Linked DNA regions of Mus musculus: regions 1, 2, 3, 5 and 6 are each linked to region 4. A link is a loop called in an ENCODE intact Hi-C map of the cell type or tissue named here. Cell type or tissue: left cerebral cortex. All regions are shown on one strand.

The links. Hi-C counts contacts between places; a loop is a spot of excess contacts. Peaks named below come from ENCODE experiments on the same cell type or tissue, not always from the same donor. Only the 100,000 strongest peaks of a DNase experiment are listed, where the experiment ranks them.
Region 1: it touches region 4 in a loop (5-fold over the local background); 5 of 42 quality-filtered maps call a loop at or near these places.
Region 2: a loop joins it to region 4, with 6 times the contacts of the local background. A loop is called at or near these places in 2 of 42 quality-filtered maps.
Region 3: a loop joins it to region 4, with 2.3 times the contacts of the local background. A loop is called at or near these places in 3 of 42 quality-filtered maps.
Region 5: a loop joins it to region 4, with 4 times the contacts of the local background. A loop is called at or near these places in 4 of 42 quality-filtered maps.
Region 6: it touches region 4 in a loop (4-fold over the local background); 3 of 42 quality-filtered maps call a loop at or near these places.

Annotation. Positions count from the first base shown.
Region 1 is chr2:55,097,082-55,101,081 of GRCm38, reverse strand. Galnt13 (polypeptide N-acetylgalactosaminyltransferase 13) reads right to left here. Exons shown (of 13, transcript NM_173030.2): 12 at 2,385-2,519. Among named protein-coding and RNA genes, the nearest start is that of Kcnj3, 340 kb to the left of the region's middle. In left cerebral cortex, a CTCF peak has its summit at 1,775 (motif pointing left); no DNase peak of the experiment used is centred here.
Region 2 is chr2:55,918,350-55,922,349 of GRCm38, reverse strand. No RefSeq gene overlaps it. Among named protein-coding and RNA genes, the nearest start is that of Kcnj3, 480 kb to the right of the region's middle. In left cerebral cortex, a CTCF peak has its summit at 1,808 (motif pointing right); a DNase peak (open chromatin) is centred at 1,860.
Region 3 is chr2:55,529,699-55,533,698 of GRCm38, reverse strand. All of the region lies in intron 4 of Kcnj3 (potassium inwardly-rectifying channel, subfamily J, member 3), which reads right to left. Among named protein-coding and RNA genes, the nearest start is that of Kcnj3, 96 kb to the right of the region's middle. In left cerebral cortex, no CTCF peak of the experiment used is centred here; DNase peaks (open chromatin) are centred at 794, 1,224 and 1,820; H3K27ac peaks cover 1,021 bases.
Region 4 is chr2:55,433,495-55,437,494 of GRCm38, reverse strand. It overlaps Kcnj3 (potassium inwardly-rectifying channel, subfamily J, member 3), which reads right to left and starts at 1,525. Exons shown (of 5, transcript NM_001355118.1): 1 at 985-1,525; 2 at 663-714; 3 at 1-349. The coding sequence starts at 294. In left cerebral cortex, no CTCF peak of the experiment used is centred here; DNase peaks (open chromatin) are centred at 326, 577, 1,059 and 1,633; H3K4me3 peaks cover 2,144 bases; H3K27ac peaks cover 2,204 bases.
Region 5 is chr2:55,088,749-55,092,748 of GRCm38, reverse strand. The region is part of intron 11 of Galnt13 (polypeptide N-acetylgalactosaminyltransferase 13); the gene reads right to left. Among named protein-coding and RNA genes, the nearest start is that of Kcnj3, 350 kb to the left of the region's middle. In left cerebral cortex, a CTCF peak has its summit at 2,256 (motif pointing left); DNase peaks (open chromatin) are centred at 1,149 and 2,231.
Region 6 is chr2:55,691,040-55,695,039 of GRCm38, reverse strand. No RefSeq gene overlaps it. Among named protein-coding and RNA genes, the nearest start is that of Kcnj3, 260 kb to the right of the region's middle. In left cerebral cortex, no CTCF peak of the experiment used is centred here; DNase peaks (open chromatin) are centred at 1,392 and 1,619; H3K27ac peaks cover 2,055 bases.

The sequences.
Region 1 (4,000 bases), 340 kb after region 4:
TAGTTACCTCAAAACGTAATCAAATTTCAAAATTAACTTTTAAAGGGCAGAGCGTGGTAATATACTATTTTACCATTCTCACATGATTTCCCTGCATTAACATACATATTTATTTTTACTACTTTTATTCACTATCATGTGAAGAGGATGAGGAGGGAGGGAGGGAGAAAAGAAGAAAGGGGGAGGAAAGAAGAGAGGGAGGCACAAAGAGAGAGGGGAGAGAGAGAAAGAGAGAGTTGTGAACTCTCTCAGACACATGTATGTGTTCATGTAAACTATGTAGGGTCATGTGCACCATAACAGATGTGTAGAAGTCTGAGGGAAGTTTTGTGGAGTCAGTTGTCTCCTAACAACTTTTTATGGATTCTAGCATTTGAGATCCAGAGGCCAGACTTGTACATTAAACATTTTTACCTGCTGAAGCATCTCTCTAGTATGACATATATTGGGTATTTCTTGCTTGTGTGTGTGTGTGTGTGTGTGTGTGTATGTGTGTGTGTGTGTGTGTTTTAAAACAGGCAATGGTGTCATGTTGTAAGTGGAGTTTCTAATGCATAAACACAAGAGTAAATGAAGTGATGACACCCAGTTTGGATTTGAGATTACATGTTTTCAATAAAATTCTTAAAGGGAATGGCACGTTGTCAGCATTTTAGGAGGACCTCAAAGGCATAACATGTCTCAAAGTTTATAGTCTTATGGAATATCAGAGAGGAAATATAATACAAGGTAAGAAGTATGCAAACATTTGCTTAGTTGTAAAATTATGCATTTTCGTTTTTCATTAATGATTGCTTAGTATTCAATATAAATGTAACTGAAAGAAAAAATAAGAAATAAATATAATCAACAATGTTATCACGACAAAGAAATCTCTATTGTGAATCTCAAAGCGACTGTTTACCAAACGTCAGAAAACTTTAAAGATTGAAGTGTTATACTGAAAACAACCTTACAAAATACATAATCCTTCCTTCTTAATATGCATGTATCTCCTTGCTTTTAAGAAAAACGAAATAAATTTTTATGGATTGGAAATAAATTGAGTAACAACAATACAACCATTCATTTTTAAAAAAGATACTTTTCACAGTACTTATGTTTTTTTCTGTTCTTTTCTTCATAGAAGAGGGAATTTTTATTTGACGTCCAGGTTCCATGCTTGTATTTAATAGGGAGATGGTCTTCAGGAGACTTAACACAAAGGGTGGTAATAACAGACCATAGTTCAGGAAAACACAATGGAGGCCAGATAAGGAAAGATGTCAGCAGAGATACAATGTTAACACAACACTGGTGGTTTCAAGATGCTTGCCTTTATGTCACAGAAAAATATCTGGTGCCCTCAGAGCCTGACAGAGTGCAAAATTTAGTCCCCCTGTTAGCCCTGCACATACATTTAATTCTGTAAGAATTGATTTTTTTATTCAATATGAGTCCACAAAATATTGGAGATTAAATTGTACACAAAATGTGTTTTTACAAGGACTTGTTAAAACAACAGTATTAGAGATATGGAGACCTAATATTTCTTTAAACTAATGTTGGGCTTTTGTTAGTAGCTGCATTGTAGAGTGTCTTTACCTCTATGATATTTTTTTATCTCACAAGGATAAAGTATAGCTTTTCTTGTGATTGTATCAGTTGCCATTTAATGATGTCTAAGATGTGACACAATGACCAATTCATCTTGCTTAAGCGAGAGAATGAAAAGAAATTAAGGCATTTCTGAGGCTTGTCCTTCAGTAGAGAACATATTTCTTTTTTATCAGCTCCATCTGATGGCTGAACTAATATTTGCACATAGTCTAACTAAATTTTCAGTGCTATGTTGTATTGTTTTGTTACCTTGCTCTCCATCATAAGGGTATGATATGCTGAGAAGGGATTGCTCAGACATATATGTATATATGTATGCATATCCCTAATTAGTGAATTCAACTCTACCAATCATTCACTATATTAAATAGAAATAGATCCCTTCTAATATTCTTTCTGAAAGTATCCTCCTGTTAGTCTTATTGGGTCTTTTAAATGTTAGATTGAGAATCATAAATACCAGATACCATAATTGCAAGATTTAAAAATACAAACATATTTCAATATTTTCCTCTTTGTAGATATCTATACATACATATCATGGAAGCATAATTTGCATATTTTACATTGGAAATATAAAGGAAGATCAAAAAATTAACCATATAAAATTATTTTCATAACAATAGACTAGTTTGACAAAAATCTAACTTTTTATATGATATACCAGTCTAATGCTATCTACATATAGTTGTGCAAAAAATACATTTAAGCTTTGGCTTTATTTTTTAGAGGAAATAACTGAGCGTACGTATTCAGGGAGGAATAAGTCATAGAAAATATCCTACCTCAGCGTCATATTCCCACAGCTGATTTCCTCTCATGTGGTGGCATTTTAGCATGATTACAGGGCCACTGAGTCTGGATACATCCAGGCACAAGTCGTCAGTTCGGATTTCTTTGTCAGCAGTATAAGAAAACACCTGAGAAATAGAAATTGAGCTAATAAAATTATATCTGGTTGAGAAAACACACTCTTTAGCAGAGGTGTCTCTGGAAACGTCTGTATCCTAGCCATGTGGTTTCAAATCCTCTCTGATGGTCTTGCCAAAGCTGCATCATCTTGTTGACATTTTGTTTAACAAACAAATACAAGAACATCATCTCCCAGGGAAGACTGGAGTGAAGCTTTGATTTAACAAACATCAGTAAACGTTCATGTGCTGGCCTTGTTTTCCTATGGACACAGGTTTATGAAGCACGCGTATGTTCATATGGAAGTCTGCAGACAGATGAGGGCCCCTGAGAACTGTCCTTTCCCCTTATCACCAACTCTCTACATCTGAATGATCATTTATTTAGAAGTTTAAGGACATCTTGTGAATTTTACTTATGTTTTCAGCAGACATATAACTGTAGGATAATTGTCTTTTCAAGGTCCCAAAAACCGTACCCTTACATAGACTATAATTCTCCTTCATCTATGATTTTGGCTAATCTAGATAAAACAATTCTTTTCAAAATACCCAGGAAATTCCAATGCAGATTGTTGGTTCACTGGAAATTCAAACTGAAACTATGAATTTTATAATTTTGTGTTGGTGGCAATAAACATCATATAAAAATTAACTATTAATGTTTCATGAGGTGTATTATGGGAATAACTGTAAACTTAGTTTTCTTCTTTTGTCTATGATCAGCACACTCCACAATTCTGTAGATTTTTTTTTTAAATTTAGATGTCAGGTGGAGTATAATTAGAGAGGTCAATTTAGAGGTTTTGGTTTTCTAAAGAATTCTGAGGCAATGAAATGAATTTTGTATGAACCAAAACAATTTGGAGCTGTAAACTAGAGGCTGAACATTTAGTCTTTAAAATACTGTAGAGTTAGAGGATGTAATTAATGGAAGAGCATTTGACTAACATGTATGGGGTCTAAACTCAAGTTATAGTACTCACAAACAATCAAGCAATTATTACATTTACAATAAATTGGCATTATTTTAAATTGGGGAGATGAGAGAGTTGGGAAAGCTTGAACAAAATGAAGGACATATGGAAATCCCAGACACCCATTAACTTGTAGGTTAATTTTCAAAATTAGAATAAAACAAATTGAATTGTATGGGTGGATAATGTTTCTGCCTGAAACCATGTGATATTTTAAAAGGCCAATGTGAGGCATAGGCTACCGTCCCATGAGTTGCCCATCAGAGAAGCCAAAGCGGCCTCCACAACAATACAGGGCATTGTTGTTGCTCTTTGTTGCCCATCAGAATTTGATGATAAGATTCTTTTGCTGAAGACAATCCATAGTTTGATTGCAAAACAGAGAAATTAATCTAGAACACAGCTAAAAGTTTCCTTCCTGTTGGTTAGCTTTCATAGTTCTGGAGGGTACCATGAAGGAGGCTGATAGAGATTTCAATCAATAGAGTTACTCTGCAATGGACCTTGAAGTCT
Region 2 (4,000 bases), 480 kb before region 4:
TAACCATATTCATGTATACATTCTTCCTATTGAAAGTAATGAACTCTTTTTATTTGTTTGTTTGTTTGTTTTTTGTTTGTTTGTTGAGACAGGGTTTCTCTGTATAGCCCTGGTTGTCCTGGAACTCATTCTGTAGACCAGGCTGGCCTCGAACTCAGAAATCTGCCTGCCTCTGCCTTCCAAGTTGTAGGATTAAAAGAACTCATAAAGGGATGCTATGATAATGGATTTCTTAGCTTTACAACTTGGAAAGCTCTTGTGGAAAAGTTCCAGCTCAGTTTCCTACTTCTGCTATTTACTGAATTACTTTTAGGGACTTACAAACCAGTGTTTATCTTTTGTTTTGCTTATGGCTGCCAAAGAACTATCCTACTGTAGGCGGTGTCCCCTTATTACTGAAATAAAGTTCTGATTTTAAAACTCTATTATACATTATTCACTAATTCTGGATTTTCTTCCTGGATATGTATGTAAAATTTAAAAGCAAAATCATGTTCTGTTTCATTCCATCTTTGCTCTTTTTCCACAGTATAAATGTGAATGCCCCTTTTCTTTCCTCAGAGGAAGGGATGACATAAGAGTCATACCCAAGCTATGAAAATACAGGGCTTGGGCTGAAACCAGGACCTAGGCCTAGGCCTTGAAATATCTAGCCTTCTGCAAGGCCAGACCTTGAAGGGTTCAGCTTCCAGCTTTTGTCTGCTAAACTAGGCCTAGAATGCTTCAGCCTCTGAGACATACTGTTGAATTAACCCTTTCCAGCTCTTTCAGAACTCTGAGTGGCTGGTTCAACTTACCTGTTCTAGCACAAACTGCTCTCCAAGGTACCTGACTCCAGTTGGCTTCTTTTGGCTGGTAAGACTGACTCTGAACTCCATGATCCTAACATGTCTGAACCCAACTGCTTTGCTTTGAACTGAGCTATACCGTACTCTACTGCTCTGAAATTACCTGTAATGACCTGAAATGACCTGAATACCACTGAATTCAACTCTACCTCATTGCCCTTTAAGAATTCTCTCTTTTAGTCGGGCGGAGGTGGCACACGCCTTTAATCCCAGCACTTGGGAGGCAGAGGTAGGAGGATTTCTGAGTTTGAGGCCAGCCTGGACTACAGAGTGAGTTCTGGGACAGCCAGGGCTAAAATGAGAAACACTGTCTCGAAAAAGAAACAAACAAACAAAAAAACAAAACAAAACAAACAAAAAAGAAAAAACAAAAGAAAAAACAAAATCCTCTCTTTCCTATTTGTTCACATTAGAGTTGGGCATACACTTTCTCTGATTCATTTTGTTAAAGCTTTCTCTGACTTTTGTCTGCCCTGTATTAGACCTCATTGTCAGGAATTTAAGGTATGTGCTAAGAGTGTGTCTCTATTCCAGCCAGAGGAACTAATAATATACGTTCTAGCCAGAGCAGCCATTTTGCTGGATTAAAATCTGTCTATACCACAGACCAAACTTGATTTCTTTAACTGTCCAGCGCCTCTGCCATTTCCTGTCCTGAGGAAGCTTTGCCTCTGTAATGTACTTTTTCACACTTCCATTCTTCAGTGTGGATTTTAAATTATGAATTCTCAAACATAGGATGCAAAATCTCTTTTTTTCTTCAGAAGGAGCAGTATGAATTTTTATTTTTATAAACATGATTTTAACACATTTTTAACATAGAATTGGTTCTCCGAAGTAGCAGATAAATTTATTAACTACTATCATTTTCATGATAATTTCTTCCAGTGTTGTACTTCCAAATAGAAATATTACATGTACTTACAACTGACAAAAAATAAATAAAGAGGAACCTGTAGGTTTATTCTGAAGCCAGTAGAGGGCATACAAGAAGCATCTACTAGACAGGGAAGAGAGAACTTTCCAATGACTACATACATGGCATTGGCAATCCTGTGTAGACAGAGGCAAAGGTCTTTGGTAAACATACACACACACACACACACACACACACACACACACACTGCTGTAATAGTATATAGCAAGTTAATAATTCTTTTATCCTTTAACTTTGTTTCATTATAAGTACACAATTTTGAAATTATATGCCATTATCTGCCAAATAGCTCATAAAACGGGATATTGTGTAGAATGTTGTCCTTGGATTGAAAGATATACAGTGAATGAAGAGTAGCAACATCCATTCTCAGTTCAAGCCATGAGTGAAAGGAGAGAGAGTGTGCAATGCCTGGTCCCCTGTGCTCTGTGATTCGTCACTTTTCATTCTCCAGATTTTGTCATTTGTTTATTTTTGTCTTGTTATTCAGAAAACTAGAAATATATGGAATATGTCTGAGGATGTTTTGCATAGTTAGAATTTGGTGGAGATTTTGAGATACTTGAAATTGTTGTCAATAATTTTAGTTCTTCATAAAAAAAGAAAAACAAATATATGTTTGAACATAGTAGGAACATGGCTATGCATAAATTATGCATAGTTTCATTTGTTTACTCTTCTGTTTGAGAAAACTGTCAAAGTGTCTAACAACTTTAACAGCTTATGAAGGCAATGAAATCTAGGGATTTATTAGCACATGTTAAAATCAGTAAAGTGGTTCAGTTTGTAATTTCAAATAAATGGAAGTCAGTCATGTGTTTTGGCAGAGGGTCCTAGTTCAGTATGCCTTCCTGTGTATCAGCACTTCTATTAAAAACTATTTTAACGCTGTTGAGTTCCAGCACAAATTAGGGGTATTAAATGGCAAGGAATCCTTTGGTTCTTACTGTCTGTTGCTGCTCATGCTCTTCCTGGTCAGTTCAGAGAATGTCTACCAGAACTAGCACTTGCCTTTATTTGTACCTCCTAATCTTTCCCACTGGTTTAGCACATTCATATATCCATTTGATGTCCAAATAGCTTAAAATGTTCAGCCTACTGCTTTAATATTTTATGATTTAATACCTTAATTATACATTTCAATGTACATAAATTGTACCATCATTTGAAGTACTGCTTGGATAAAGTACATGATTATGAATATAGAATTCCTTGAACAAATTACGATTATCCTTGTATAATCTAAATAGTAATTTATATCATTAAACCTCTTGTTCGATATTCTTAATTTTACATTTTTGCTTATATGTATAAATTTAGGCAATTATAACATTTAATTAAATCACAATTTAGTTCTAACTTTTTCTATATTGTATGGTATGAATTTATTATGGGAAACATGACAATAAAAGCAGTTTATCATAAATGCAGACAATGCACTCATTAAATTTTGATATTTTGTTTATGTTATGATTTATATGTGTGTCTGTGTGTACTTTGTGCTACCTCTACACGTCCAGCAGCATTTCAGGAGGACTATTTATGTCATGACTAGGAAAGTAAATATTAAAATGTGTACAAGACAATTAAATTAGAACACTGTCTACACATTGGATTGTCATAAAGTGCTAGCTTGCTATTACTGATGTTAATAACAATAATGTAATGATACCACAGGGATATAAGATATTTTTAAAAGATTGATTGATGTATGTATCCATTTACAAACTTTCATCAGGAGACAAGAATATATTAGAAATGCATTTTTTTAGCTTTTCTTGTTTAGATTATTTTATTATTATTATTATTATTATTATTATTATTATTATTATGCATGTATGTGTAATTGTCTGTATGTGAATTCCAGATATAGGTATGCATCAAACCCTAACAATGGAGTTACAGTTAATTTTCAGCTACTTGCCTTGGGTGCTGTGAACAGGACCTGTGCCTGCTCTATACAAGAGAATCACTCTTAGCTGTGGAATCATTTGTCCAGCCCAATTCTTCAAGTGTTTAGTAATCATGATAAAAACTATTTTTATTGTTTAAGCACCAGATAGAATGATCAGAAGTCACTACATTCTGACCAACCTGGGTCACAAGACCTTATCTCAAGGAAAATAAATATCACTGTTTTATACAAGAGGTATAGTATTGTTTATTTTCTTTACTTTAGATCAACAGTCTTTCTGAGAGGGTGAGTGAGTGAGTG
Region 3 (4,000 bases), 96 kb before region 4:
ACAGAAGACTAAGTGAATATTGTTAAGTTATTCTACTTATTCATTTTAAACACAATTAACTGAGACAGAGAAAAATAAACAATCACAGCACTTTTCTGTTGCCACAGCCTTTTCCTATTGCCACATCTCTCTTCTCCATGAATCTTGATTTTTTAAAAAAATGGATTTTTCTAAACAAATATAGCCAGAGAAAAAGAGGAGGGGGCCACAGGGAAATGGGAGAGGGTATTTTTGGTATTATAGTTAACAGGTTCACAGAGTCTGAAAGAAAATCCAGAACCTCACGGTTAGAAGGCAGAAACATCAACATATGTGTGTTCATTCTGCCAGGAGAAAATTATTCAGAGAAACTCCTGAGGGCTAGGCACCAATGAAGTAGCATGTGCACAGCACGTATATGCACAGCACATATATGCACAGCTTGTCTGGCTTCAATATGCACAGCACGTATATGGTACCAAGAGAGAATCTCAAGAAGGAGTGAGCACGCCTTTGCACTTAGGCTAAGAGGACGATCAGACCTGTGTCATTGATTCTGTACCTGTTTAGAAATGCCTGTTTTATAGATGCTTGATCTGAAATAGATAAAGGAATAGGCAAGACCTTGCCATTTCAACACACTAGAGGAAAGAAACAGGAGCAGGGAGAGACTGGGGTAACTTCCTCTCAGAACATCTGAAAATTGCTTTGTACGTATCCAAGATTAGGAAGGCATGCTCTCAGAACTAGAAATATGACAGCAGTTAAAAGACCAACCACCCACTCCTGCTTGTTCCTCGCCTCCCAAAAGGCCACATGAGGACAGGCACTCTTATTTGCTTGCTGACTAATGCAATGTCAGACCTGATCTAAAACTCAACCCGTCATAAGATTTCTATGGTGGCTTTCTTCAATGAATTCAGGGATTCTATTTTCTGGTGCACTTGCCAGGTTTTCCTGAACATTCTGCTGATTAAACAGCTAGTGTTGGGATACATTCTGCTTGAATCAGTACCTCTGACTATGTTAAAAGTTGAATTGTTCCTATTGATTAGTGATACAGGATTTTTAGTCTCTGCTGTGTAGTTATGGGTGCTACATGAAGCCCTCTACCCTTTATTTAATACAAGATGAGACATGGTCAAAGAGATTTGGCCATGGACATCCCAGAATGTTTTCCAATTACCCTTTTCTTTGCTCTTCACAGCCATGCAATCTTTCCCTATGATTTACCACCTCCTGCACAAGTCCACATTGACTAACATCCTGGATATGTGGTCATCATGATGTGAAGTTTGAGAATATGTCCCAACCATATAGCTACAACATGCAGAGTTAGTTCAAACAGCTCAGACAGGTTTAGCATACTCTCCTGGATTTAAATTCTTCAATGACAGTAATTTAATAAATCTGATAGAGCTTTAATGGGATAGTTTGCAAGCAGTGTGCAGAATAAGCTACACAACAACCTCCAACAGTGAATAAAAAATTCACCCATTAACCGGAAACTGGAGACTGAATAGTTCAGAGACAAGCTAGGAAAAAAAAATCACTACTGTTCTCCACCATCACAATTCAATGAAGTAATTCTTAATGATATTTTACAGTACTCATAGATCAGTGCTTTGTCCAGTCTTTATCAGAGACGCTTCTTCTGGCCACCAGTACAGAGAAGCAGAGCCAAAAAATATCTAGAAAGGGGATCTAAATTGGTGGTCTTTATTATTTCTCTCCCCTCGGAAATCAGAGAACACCAAGGAAGAAGGGAAGAAAAGATTGTAGGAGTCACAGAATGGGAGACACCAGAGAGCATGACTCACCAAATCAACTAAGAATTGCTCATATGGATTAACAAGGACTGAGGCAGCAGACATGGGACCTGCAAGGTTCTACGAGTACATTATGGCTATTAGCTTCATGGTTTTGTGGGATTTATAACACTGGTATGTCTCTGATTCTTTTGGCTGCTCTTGGAATTCTTCCCCCTGCCTCTCATGTCACTCACTATGGGTTGTCTTGTCCGGCTTCAATATGAGGCCTTTGTTTGTCTTATTGTATCTCAGGTTTTTTTTTTATTTGTTTGTTGTCTCTTGAGGATGGCTCTTTTGTGACAGTAATCAAAGATAGAGTGATCTGGGGCAAAAGTAGTTGGGCAGGGCAGGGTTGAGAGGAACGGATGTACAAAATGTGTGGTCAGAATGTATTGTATGTGAGAAAAATGTACACTCAATTAAAACAAAACAACAAAAAGAAGAAGAAGAAATGAAAACAGGGGTGTGGCAACAGATACTGAGGAAATTCAAAGCATCATAAATATGCAGTTTTAAAAACCTGTAGAAATTATCTCATTAAATGTAGAAAAAGTCATGACAAAATTAAACACACTTTCATGATAAAAGTCTGAGGAATATAAACAACATTCATCAACATAATAAAGGTAGTTTATAGCAAGCTTATAGCTTAGTATCAACTTAAATGGGGAGAAATGTGAAGCAATTATACTGAAATCAGGAAGAAGATAAGATTGTCCACTTTCTCTGTCCCTGTTTAATAGAGTACCTGAAGTCTTAGCTAGAGCGATAAGGCAACAGAAAGAAAGTTTTTATAAAGTCATCCATATATTTAATTCTAAAGCATTGATTGAAAAAGCAACTGCAGATCTGCCTACTCACTCTTACCAGGAATGAATTTTGGACATATTTTTTAGCTTCTCAGTTGCTTTTTAGAAATTAATTAATGAAGGGTTTCCCTGTGTTTTAAGTTAATAAGGCTTTAATTGTAACTATTTAAATGCTCTTAACTATTAGTAACTAGTTACCACTGTAACTCAGGCAGGAGTAACAGAAGTCACTAGTCAGCAATGAGGTGGACTTTTTTTTAACCTATCTTCCCTCCTCTCCATAGTGATCTCCTATACTTACGAAACAGATTCTAGGTACAGAACTTGTAGTAGTGTATGAAGACTGTAAAGGTGGAATCAAAGTCTTATGAAATACTGGTCGTCTCTTGAAGTATCTTTTGATTTCTACAACAGGTAATGCCCGTTTTTGGTTGAGGTACCCTCACTAGCCTTCTTATCAAAGGGGCTAAGCCAGGTGGGCATGTCATTGAAGGCTTATGGATATTTAAACATGGTATCATCTAATTGGAAGCTAATGATAATAACAAAATAGTGTTAACCATAAAACAACACTGATTTGGCTTAATATTGGACACTTTTAATCCCAGCACTTAGGAAGCCTGAGGTAGGAGGATGTCAATGACCAGGTGGGCCTCGAAGTTACATATCTAAATTCTATCTTGACAAATAAAAACAAACAATAAGATAGTCTTGTGTCTTATGGTAACCTAGACTTTACAAACCTGGGCATCTCTCTCTCTCTCTCTCTCTCTCTCTCTCTCTCTCTCTCTCTCTCTCTCTCTCTCTCTCTCTTAAGCAAGCATCTTCAAATAACAAACCTATAACAAAACTTTATGGACAAATGTGAGACCACTAATACAGTCAACCAACAAGGGCTCCCTCATCCCCATCTTTCACTGCCATGATCATTGATTCTAGAAGTCACCAAGTAAGTCAGGCGTGTAGCTAGAAAGTTGGGTTAATCAAAGCCCATTCAGCAATATAATTAATAAATCACGGCTGTGCTCAAGTGCCACTAGCCCTCCTTCCTGTCTGTTATTCTGCATGCCTTGTAATTTCCTTTTTAGAGCATGATATGCTAAACTTAAAAGTGTCTTCTGATAATACACTACTGTGTGAGCTGTGAGGGAAAATGGGCATTCTAGGATAATGTTTCAGCCATCTAAATCATTTTTAGTACATACTGAAAGAGATGTTAAAAGTGAGTCTGACACCCTCCTGTTTATCCATAGTGAAGAAGAGATACAATAATAAGCAATGATGAAAATGGTTATTAAGGTGGCATCGGATCAGTTGCCCTGCCTTTCTATTATCTATTATAGATAGTAAAGCCACTGACTATTATCAGTAGGCTTGTTTGTTTTTATTTTATCATTATAA
Region 4 (4,000 bases):
CATGAAGAGCCAGGCCACGGTGTAGGTGAGGATGAAGATAAAGAGGTTCCAACGCCACTTGAGATCCACCAGGGTAGTGAAGAGGTCCGAAAGGTAGCGACTGGTCTCGCTGCCCAGGTTACCATGCTGCACATTGCACCGGCCGTTCTTGTCCACGAACCGCTGCCGTTTCTTCTTGGGCACCAGCTGCTGCTGCGGGCCCTGTCCTGGCCCCTGAGGCTGTAAGCCCGAACCGCTCGACGAAGTGGTCACTACCTGGTAATCGTCCCCAAATTTCCTTCGGAGTGCAGACATAATACGGAGGGGCGAGCCAGATTCAAACACGAAGCGGAGGCGCAGGAGCCAAGCGCTGCAAACCAGCACCAATAAGGAGGTGGGGGCAGGGGATGAAAGCAGGAGGGGAGGGGACGAAAGCAGGCGCCTGGGTTGGGGGTGGGGGTGGGGAGCACCCTGCAGGTAGCAGCAGTCTTTGCCCCGTCCGGATGCCTCTCCTCCCCTGGGACAGAGGCTTTCTTTCCAGGAGCAGGGCTAAAACAGAAGTGTTCTCCCACACTCAAGGCAAGGGGAATGCAAGGGGCAAGAACCCAAGTGAAAATTTGCCTCTGAGCTCTTTGAGGCTTCTCTTTTTCCCCCCACCATCACCATCCCGGGCCACCTCTTACCTTTCCACGGCACCCCACCCTCGACTGTCCTGCAGCACCCATGAACTGGTTGCTGAAAATTAATGAGTTTGACAAACAAGTCCCACCCCACCTGCTAACTCCCCAAGCTTCTAAACTGCTCCACCTGCCTGGTCCAGACCCTCCCCCCTCCCAGCTGCACCCTAATCACCCGCCCCCCAGGAGTGTCCCTAGGTCCCTTGTCACTCCCGCCTCCTATCTTTTAGCCAAAATCCCGCCCAGAGGCATGTCTCCTGGGCAGCGGTGCAACGCCCCCTACCCACTCTCTGCTGGTTCAGAATCCCCCTCCCGGGACTCTAGAGACCTGTACTCCTGAGGTGCGCCGGCGGCCGAGTTTTCACGCGCTCCACCTGGGCCTTTGGGTGGACTCTCCGGAGGGGGTGAGCGGACGTCAAGCTACCCCTGCGCTCCAGGGAGCTCTGGAAGCCTGGGCACTCACCCAGTGACAGAGAACAGGCGGAGGCTCTGCAAGCAGCACAGGCAGTCTGGCCAAGCACCCTGCGCTTAGGGTGCCTGACCCCTTTCTACTTTTCTTGGTGTTCCAAGATGAGAACCAATGCAGGTGTGTCAGGCTCCGTGCCTCCCTGGGGACACTACACAGCCTCTGCCAGAAACCCCTGATGCTCCAAGCAGAGACTGACTCGGACGCCTGACTCCCGGGTTCCTTAGCGTGCGATGCCCTCTTTCCAGGCGACAGTGCGACTGCTGAACGGAGGTCAGACTTTCAGGTTAAACACCGGCTTTTGCTCCAGCTTTTCCCATGCCTCTCAATAGAAACATTTGAGTCTTCCTTCCTTCGATCTCCTATTCCATGTCCGCCCTTTGCTTGTCCCGGATGGATGGAGGATGCAAGGCTCAAGCGGAGGCAACCAGAATGAGGTGTGTGTGTGCTGGTGCGTGTGATCAGCTGCAGAACCACACTAGCCCCGCCTGTCCTTGCCTTCCCCCGCTGCTCAACCAGCCTGAATTGCACCTCCGCGCCTGGGTTGAGCCTGCAGTGTCTGGCAGCTTAGAGAATGTGAGCCCCTCCAATGAGAAGCAGCTTTAAATCTGCTCCCAAAAGGCAGCCAACTCTTCCCCCCTCCCATCCCGCATCAATCAGAAAGCCCCCAGAAAGCAACAAATGCTGCTTTCTGCGGGGAGTACAATATGTCTCTATTTCTAGGACTTTCTTTTAAGCGAATAGAATACTAGGATTTGGGAATGCATCATCAACAGAGATTCGACTTTCAGATAGGCATATTCAGAACCCAAAATTACCAAACCAGAGGGACCTGACAATCAAGAAAGGCTACACTGAACGGAAACACCAAACCCTTTCTGAAAATGATTCTATGAGGGGGGCTTAGAATAACTACAGTTAGTGTGTGGCAATAATTGAGGGAAAAGTGCCACATTTTAATGGCCCCAGCCTGGCAGTTAACTTAATGGAGGGGGCAAAGTGCAAAAACAGCTGATATAGAGCCCTTGAGTAAATGCCAGCTTATTTACCACATTTCATGCTCGTTTTAAAATGTCATGGAGTCTTATGCCATGTTCCATACAGTCCAGATATGCAAAGTTGGTAGTAAGTCATCAACTCTTGCTATAAAAACAAAGGTTGACTATAAGAACTGGAAACAAAAAAAGCACACAATCACTAGACCATTTCTCCCTGGTAGACACTCACTGCTCCTCTGCCCTAAGACAAACATTCATGCACTCAAAAGCAGAGGACTTGCAAAACGTTTAGCTCCAATTACAGCTTCTCCTATGGGGTCTCTGCAAAGAGGACAGCAATGTATTCTCTGGAGGTTAGACAAAACAGGGACTCTCTGGCCCTGGAATCCTAAGGCCCTTTTGAATACAGCTATATCATTTACAAGCTGGGTGACCTTGAGCAAGAGAAAAACCGTGGAGCCTGAATTTCCCCCTCCAAAAAAATAAATAAATGAAAATGAGAGTTTTATATTTTCCCGGTGATGATAGAGAAACAAAGGAATAAAAGAAAAGTAATGCTATTTTTATTATTTATTTTACTATTTAATCATTTCTCCTCCAAAGGATATACTGGGCTGCCAAGTTTTAGCAGTGCAAAGAGGAGACCATGAGTGAGTTATTTAAGTCGTTGCCATGATGTGACCTACCACAACTCCTTATCTTATTTCTGTTTCTCCTCCACTCTGTCCTTGGCAGGCTGCTGTTTCGATTGCTAAAACACTTGCAGACCTAAGCTGATCCCTGGGCTACTCCAGGGTCTTCTTTCTCACCCTGTAATATTCTTGTCCTTCCCATGGGTCTTATTGCCTCCCTGTTTAAGTGTGTTCTCCATAGAAAAGCCTTCCTTAGTATCTCAGACCCTCTTTGTCTCATCAGTCAGGTTCCTTGCTCATGAGCAAGTTTTCTTGATGCTGTTTTCTTTCTGTCAATGTTCTTCTCCCTCTGTTGGCAATCTGATAAAACAGGCTCTACAAGGGTGAAAGTCCTGTCCTTTTTGCCTTTCTTTGTCTCTCCTTCCTAGAATTGTACTGGTCTCATGCTTGGCAAACCATATTTCTTGGATTATTACATATGTCAGTCTAAACCGTTAGCAGCTCCCCAACAATTCACTAAATCTATACTCAGAATGTAACCTGCACTAACTGGCATCCCTTACTTGAAAGAATACGAAAGAACATTGATGCTTAAAAGAGAATATTTCTTGTTACATTAAGAATTTATGTTCTATCAGTCTTTTGGATCTTTACCCAATATGTTTGAAATAATACCTGTACTTTATTTAAAAGGACATGACTAACCTTTCTTTAGGACCCTAGTCAGCCAAACATGGTGGAGTATGATTTTTAATCCCATCATCCAGTAGACAGAGGCAATCAGATCTCTGTGAGTTTGAGGCAAGCTCCAGGCCATCCATGTATAAATAGTGAGGCTCTTATAGAATCATGATGGTTTAATAACAAAAAACAAAGTATTTTCATATCTTCCTACCACCATTCCTTGGTGAGTACTAAACTCAAATTGATTTAATTGCATTGTTTCAGAATGATTGACTTTAAGTTTTTATCTGAGTTAATGAATCTTTTGACAATTGTTTTATGAATTTTTGCCTGGGAGTAGAGCAGAGTTTTCAACCATTTCTGAAATAGCATGAAGCTTTTTTACTTCTGCCATTTGTACTGCATGTAGTACAGGCAAAGTGTCACTCTAGTAGTAACAATTATTAAGTCAAAATATCGTTCAACTGAAAAATCTTGAATTTGCTTCACATGCTGTGATGTCAAATAGTCATCCATGATATACTTCTTTTCCTATAAATAAACTCAAAAAATCGCACAGGTTTA
Region 5 (4,000 bases), 340 kb after region 4:
TGTACTCCCAAGGGAAAACCATACCATGAGTAGTAAAATAATAGTAATAATCAAAATAGTTTATTGATTATGGTTTGACAACCTAAAGTTTAGAATGTGTTGTTTAGTAATTTTAGACAAAACTCTGAATGTGATGTGGTATCAAATTTTATCCTCATTTTAAAATTTAATTTGCTTTAGGTTTCACAGCTGAAGTTTAAATTACCCTGAAAACCCCTGAAAATCATTGTTTCTGCCTACTCTCAATTCTCATGCCAGACAGTCAATGTTCTTACTCGGACTTTCTGATTGTAACTCCTTTATCTTTTCCAGTATGATAGAATCAAAGTGCAGGTATCATTTGTGGTTTTTTAGAGTTTCCCATTATGAATCATATCTTCCCATAGTAACAAGGGAGCCAATTAATATTTTAAGGCCCAAGAAGCTCTGAGAAATGATGACCACAGGCAGAACAGTCCAGTCCCTTCATTTCAGTTGGCACAGATCAACATCGTCAGCTGTGAGTCAGGTCACTTGTCAAGTTCCAGAAGCACCCAGCAAGACTCTGAGTGTTATCCTATGTAGTCTTCATTGCCTTGTTTATGAAGAATATAGCCAAGTCTTTCACGATGGTGTAATCTCTTGGTGCTGCATGGTGTCTACACCTACAAATCTTGTCAATCATCAGTTCTTTCTCTATGGGGAGAGCAACTTCCACCTTTATAGAAGATCATAGAGTTTCATCCACATTCTTGTGTATCAAGATAGGTACTGAATTGATCCTCTAAAACAACATGTGTCCTTCATATTATGTTTTTTTTTTAGATGTAATAGCTTTTAGACATGTGATTAAACCTGTAGTTGATGGTTAAGATAAGGTCATATCAGTGTTGGGGGGGGGGCTTAATCCAAAATGGCGTGTGTCTTTAGAAGATACTGACACATAGACAAAAGGAGCCTTGGGAGACTATGCACAGCCTGGAGTGACTGCTTTATTGACTGTTTCCCTGTGGGCATAAATGGATGCCATGCCACACTTGGTTTCTGCAGCCATGGCAACGGGAACAGAACAATACGGTAATAAGCAGGGATGTGTCACTAACAATGCAGCTATTACTCATGCTAGAAATGGTCTAAAGATTCTTGTCTAGGATTCCAGCTGTTACATCCTCTCCCAGCTGTCTGTAATCTCAGAGATGCTACAGTATATAAGAACTGAAGGGTTGAAAGTGGTACTCCACGATGAGTCTTCTGGAAAATCACCACCCATGATGAAGTGGGATTCTCTGGTGATACAGTTGTTTAGAGGTCACACTTGATCTTATTATTATCCCTGTGTTCTATTTGAAAATCCTACAAAACTAGTTGGTGTTAACAAGCTGGATTTTTTTTTTTAGTCACACTGTGGTTTGCAATTAGTGTGGTCTGGGGATTTTGGGCATTTGTTTGCATCACCCAAAAGAGTTAGATTCATCTGCTAAAGGTGGTTTGGTTTTTTACTATGACTAGGTACATTACTTGACATTAAGATATTTTCTTGATGTTAGAAGAACTCCTGTACCTGAAGTAATTTCCTTAAACAAACAAAATGGCACCATATTTTTTAAATAACTTCTTTAAAATCCTTGATATATATGTATGTGTGTGTGTGTCTGTGTGTGTGTGTGTCTGTGTGTGTGTGTGTGTCTGTGTGTGTGTTTGTGTTTGTGTGTGTGTGTGTGTGTGTGTGTGTTTTATAAATATGTCATTCTTCTGTTAACTCCTTTGGGTGATGCAAACAAATGCCCAATCACCCCAGAGCACACTAACTGCAAAACACGGTGTAAATGAAAACTCCAACTTGTTAACAGTAACTAGTTTGGTAGAATTTCCTTACAGAACACAGGTAAGTGGTAATAATAAGATCAAGGGTGACCTCTACACAACTGTATCACCAGAAATTCATGAATATATGTGTGTGTGTGTGTGTGTGTGTGTGTGTGTATGTATTCAATTAAGCACACACATATAATATACATTTGTGTGTGTTTAGCACTCTAGATAAAAATACTTATTATAAAAATATTACAAGTCCATATACTATATATATATATACACGTGTGTGTGTGTGTGTTTGTGTGTGTTTGTGTGTGTGGTCTTTTTCACTTTTCTCTTAAATCTTTAGCCTAAGCAGCTGAAGAGAAGCTTGGTTCTAACAGCACAAGCTGCAAAGGCTAGAAATTTGTTATATCCTGCGTGTCTTCAGCAAACTGCTCAGGAGCTGGGCGCCATCTGCTGGCTTTGTACTGTCACAAAGGTTTTTTGTTATTATTTTTTAATTTTTATTTTTAGAGGAATATCAGATATGGTACATAGGAATTAGCTTTACTACACAAGTTGCAACTTCCTTTTCTTTAGGTTCTATTTCATAAATTATTTTTGTTACATTCTTTGTAATTATATTTACTATAAAATGTCAAAGCCTGAGGGTTGTCCATATATCATGTCCATTGCTTCACTCTCTAGATTAAAAGATACACAAATACTACAAAATTATACTACAATAACACCACCCTTATCTTCCTGTTGTAATAAATATAAAACACTCACATTTGTCAGAAAAAATACAGAAAAATAAAAACTAAAGATTGTTTACCAATAAAATGTAGGCTTTTAGCAAGTTAAAATTTATTTCTTAAAACATTTTATTTGTCTATGTTTCTCTCTACCTTTCTCTGTAATTTTGACGCCTTTCTCTGTATTTTTGACTATTTTGAAATAAGCAAAATGGTTTGGAGCTCCTCAGTGAAACTGTTCAGTAGAGATTTCCTCAGGTGATAATTTTTTCTAATCTCTAATTCAAGTTTCAAGTATAGACAGTCAGCCAAGTTTTTTGTGTAGAGGAGACTATAACATATTTGGCTCCCAACTATGATCCTTAAGGGGGCCTTACATACTTAGAGAACACCTGCAATGTATTACAACTTTATTATTCTAAAATTCTATCACTAAAAACAAGTTTGGTGATAGAATACAGGCTCTATCTGTAAGGTGCTTGGTGTATCAGCATGGAAAGTGAGGTTCATACAAAGCCAAGAGTGGTGATGTACACTTGTAGTGCCATTGCAGAAGAGGAGGAGACAGACAGATCACAGGGCTGACTAACCAATTAGGTTTCCTTAATTGGAGAAGCCCAGATCCCTGAGAAGAGACCCTGTTTTAAAAATCAAGATGGATGACTTTTCAAAGGAAATAATTTTGTCCATGACTGATGCCTAGCATCCAGAAGGATGAGTGTGCATGCTCACACAAATGCACATACACATATACCCACGCCTGCATATACATATGTGTTTGTGCACATACAAAAGCAGGATGTTGGTGTGTGCATTAATGCAATGACCTCATCTTATTTTCAACATCACTTGTGAAATTGTAACTATTGCTCCTCCTAATGTACTTTATATAACATGATGTTTCTTTTTGTATGTCCAGCAAATTGTCTTATTTGTTCTCCCCAGTAGGCTATGTGCAGGATCATTCCCACTTCATTTTGTGAAAGAGAAGGGACACCGACATCCCCTTATGTTTTTTCATTGGGTCTTTGTGAACATGCTTTACTAGACAGATTATTTTCTACTTACCACAGGCTGACATCATTTATGTACTCTCTGTTATTGGCAAAGAGGGAAATCGAGGTCTTTGGAAAGCTAAACACTCATGGAGCTTTGAGTACATTACTTTCCAGAGCTATAGATACAGTGAAAGAAAAGCCTTGGTTTCTTTTTCTGAAACAAGGAATATAGATGCCTTATATTTGGGAGCTGTATTCAAGTTAGGATAATAGAATTCACCTATGCAAGCTATAATATCAAATACCTGAATACTAGAAATCATCTATGGTAAATCCAGGCAAAATTCTATTTGGTTGCATCCTACCTTAAAATTTCCACTAGAAATTCTTGTGTAAAATCTTACTCTCCCAATGACAGTACCAAGACTGTTTTCCCAGTTGGTACTTTCTGGCAACTGAAGAAGGAGC
Region 6 (4,000 bases), 260 kb before region 4:
TAAATAGGGAAAGAATTGAAGCATATACAAATGATGTCTGTAAGAATATTTTATGCAGTGTTGGTTAAATTTACCTTGATAGGTGATGAGATTAATTAGGCAGACACTGTTTGGATGATTAACATATCTGTTTGCAATGTAGAACTCTGACTCTAAAAAACCCCCAAATTACAGATATTGGATGTAAACAGAGGTGTCAGGCTTTAATTCTGGATTTGGTTACCATGCAATCTCCAAAGAGGAGTGAGTGCTCCTTATCAAAATCGGTTTCTAAGTCCATGCAACAGAAATGTCACATGGTAGCCAAGCATACCCATATCAAAACTCTCTTCTAATTAATTAGCTTTCACTTCCATTTCCTGTGTGATATATCTTGTGAACATCTCTATTCTTGTACTTTTCATACTTTATTAGAGCCATTTACGAGTTCACCTCCACTAAAACAATTACCCTCATGGACAATGACTGAGATTAGTTAGTTATCCATTTAATTAACTTAATACCAATGCCTAGAAAGCAATGCCTCTCAGATCCAGAATTTATTTCAGCTATAAATTCATTAACTTCTTCTGATCTGTACAGACAATTCTCACCAAACACAATCATGTAGGTACCTAGGTTGATTTATGGTGCTTTTTTCAGCAGTACTTTCATACCTCCTCTGACCCTTTTTTCAACTCCATGAACATGCTTAATTCATTTCTCCTTTCATTGTGGTTTTTCATGTTCTCCACATACACTAACTTATGCTGCTTCTGTGATGATTTGATTTCTATGAGATTCCAATAATGGTGGCACTTGGCTTGAGTTATATTTAGTGTCCTTACTTAGAATGATCTTATAACTGATCTATCCTGTCTTCTCAGAATATATGCATGAGTTTTCCCATTGATTTGCAATAATAGTAAGGCTTGACCTGTTAAGTAGAAATAACCAAATACTATTAAGTAAATACTTGAAATGCAGGAAGTCTTGCAAAAAATGAGTTTAAAAAATCTTATGAGAATAAGAAAGTATGATAACCTCAATTATGTACATACTTAAAAGATAGATTAAAATTTCAAAATAGTTATTTAAGATATATGTGTTTTTTAATGATGTACCTTGAAAGAAATTCGATATAATGCCCACAAGACATAAGAAGAAAGTCTATCTGGCATTATTTATAGTTATATCTATACCTTTGAGTTTAAAATCTATATTAGTTGTGATTTGCATTGATTCAAAAACCTTCATACTGTCCCTACCACTATAGCAACATAATTCCCAGTATGGAGAATCAAGCTGCTGTGGTCTCTAGGATGTCCCACTGCTTGCTTTGGATTTGTTCACAGCTTCTGATGCATTTTAATCTGCACCCCAACCCATATGGCTACACCGAGTGCACTCAGAATTAGTCTCAGGTACATAGTTACTCAGCTCTAAGACAAAAGCATAACCATGTCAGGCACATAAGTTGTTCATCATCAATGCAGTAATTTATGACTCATAAAGATGTGATGTAGACCCTCCTGAAGCTTATTAATTTCTAACTCCTCTTAATATCAGGATCTAAATCTGGCTTTTCTCCCAGTATGAGGGGCATGCTCAGAGAAGATGGATACTCAAAATGTTTTCACCACTGAGCGGGGGTAGGAAGCTTCCATCTGAGTAGGAGTTCAGGATCTGTTCTGTGATTTCTGTTGCTAAGCAACTGCTTCCTTTGTCTGCTCTGTTCAGAACAGTTGCTTTATTTATGCTCAGTTTAAATGATGCAGATCATAATGTGAAACCATAAAAGAAAATAGAGAATATTATGAGAAAATTTGCTTCAGAAATTTGCAATATGGTGCAGAAACTAATGAGCATGAAAGCAAATAATGTTTTAATAGGAAAAAAAACCCTAAAAAGTCTGTATCTCTCAGTTCTATTACATGAGAGGTTTTGAACAGGATACAGAACAATGACTTAACTTTTGACATTATCTAAGAATGACAGAAACACAAACAAGCTCAGAGGCAGGAAGTCATTAACTACTACTAAACAATCTTTAGAGAAAAGTTTAGAAAAAAAAAAACATTTTAAGTACCAGATGTTGAGATAAATGTGTTAAATTAAAAATAAAATTCTTAAAATTAAAAGATCAAATAAAGGATGGTTCAAGGATAAATGAGGAAGAATGTATTTCTCAGTTTTTCAATTTTTCCAAGTTTAAGAATCCTTGATCTGTGTGTGTGTGTGTGTGTGTGTGTGTGTGTGTGTGTGTGTGCGTGCGCGTGCATGTGTGTGACCAGGTAAAGGTGTTTTCTGCCAAGCATGATTATCCAAGTCAGTTGAAGACTCACATAATTGAAGCAGAAAACACAATCTGGAAAGTTGTACCCTAATGACACACATGAGCTCACACACACACACACACACACACACACACACACACACAGACACACACACACACACACACAAACATTCACACACCATTAGACATAAAAACGAAAGGAAAATTTAAAAGTCTACTCTAATTCTGACCCTCACATACAATAGAATTGAAAAAATAACCCTCCTAGTTGATTAAAAAGAACTTCACCCTTTTATACTACCTGTAAAATTATTTTAGTGGTTCTGAATATATTTTAAAGCCAATTGCTACATTAAAAGGGTGTGGTCTCTAGAGTAGTTACTAAAGTTTTACACATGTCCTTAGTTTCTTCTTTAGTAAGAACTTAATGTTTATTCACTTATTATGAGCAGTAAATCAATGTGTGTCAATAAGACCAAGTTATATTAACACTTTGAAGATACTAGTGCAAACATGCAGTGATCGTTGAAGGTAATACTAGTATTACTGTTATCTCTATTAAAAAGAGAAAAACGGACAGCATGCAGAGCCACGTTTTAAACACACATGCTTTGATGTAGCTCTGCCTGTTGAGAATTTGCTAATCTAAGAACTATTTTTACTGCATTTCTTTCCTATGGTAAAATTTTGTAGCTAACCGCCATCTCTTTTGAAAGCCTTCTCATTAGGAATTATGGTAAAACACTATATATTTCCCTCTGTGCCCTGGGGATCGTCAGTCCATATTGGTCCCCTGTGGCAAATGGAGCAGCAGGACAGATCAGATTATGGAAGCCCCATTAGTAAGGACTGACATGACAACATTCCTGCATAAGCATCAGAGAGATAGACCCACTTTATTCAGGGTGAGTCAAGGTTTTACAGTTTGGGAAAAGAAGGTAGGGATATCCAGGGTGAGAAAAGGTCACTTGCTGAAGGCTAAGACACTGAGATGTCTCCTTAGCATGGGGTAGTATTCCAGGAATCTCAGGTTTCTTTTACAGAGAAAAGGAGTTAGACCTGGAATTTCTTAAGGGCTGCACAATATTCCACAGGAGGCAGAATGGAGTCTGGATCCCTCAGCTAGAAAACAGTAAGCCTTGCTGACAGAGTGAGTCTGCCATTTTTCACCATGCTCTAAGAGCTTTCAGGTAATGTCAAACTTCAACCATAGGACCAGGGTTTTCCTATACTAGATAATTAGAATCTTCTGTGTTTCCTATTTTTATTCTTAAGACTATATACCATGATTATAAAGTCCTTGCCCTGCTATGCTATAGTTACAAATGTTACCTAAATATATCCTATTCCTGCCATTGATTTTTATGTCTCTCTACTATTCCTTAACATACTGAGGTTTGTAATGATAAGCAGATTTGAAGAAGTTGCAACCTCAGCTTTTGGGTAATTGGCTCAATTAATTATGAATGTCTTCATGCCTTCAGTTTTACTACATGTAGAAGTGTTAAATAATAATAAGAACCAAGGACTGTCTGATCATTATTGGAATCACTAAATTCTTACTGTCTTTATTATGGCTTATAAGATTAGATATTTAAAAATATTTTTCATTTATATTTTTGATAATTTTTTACACTATACTTTGATCATATTATTGCCCTTCCTCCAACTACTCCCAGATAACCCCAATATTACCTATTCAACATGTTATTCATTCTTTCTTAT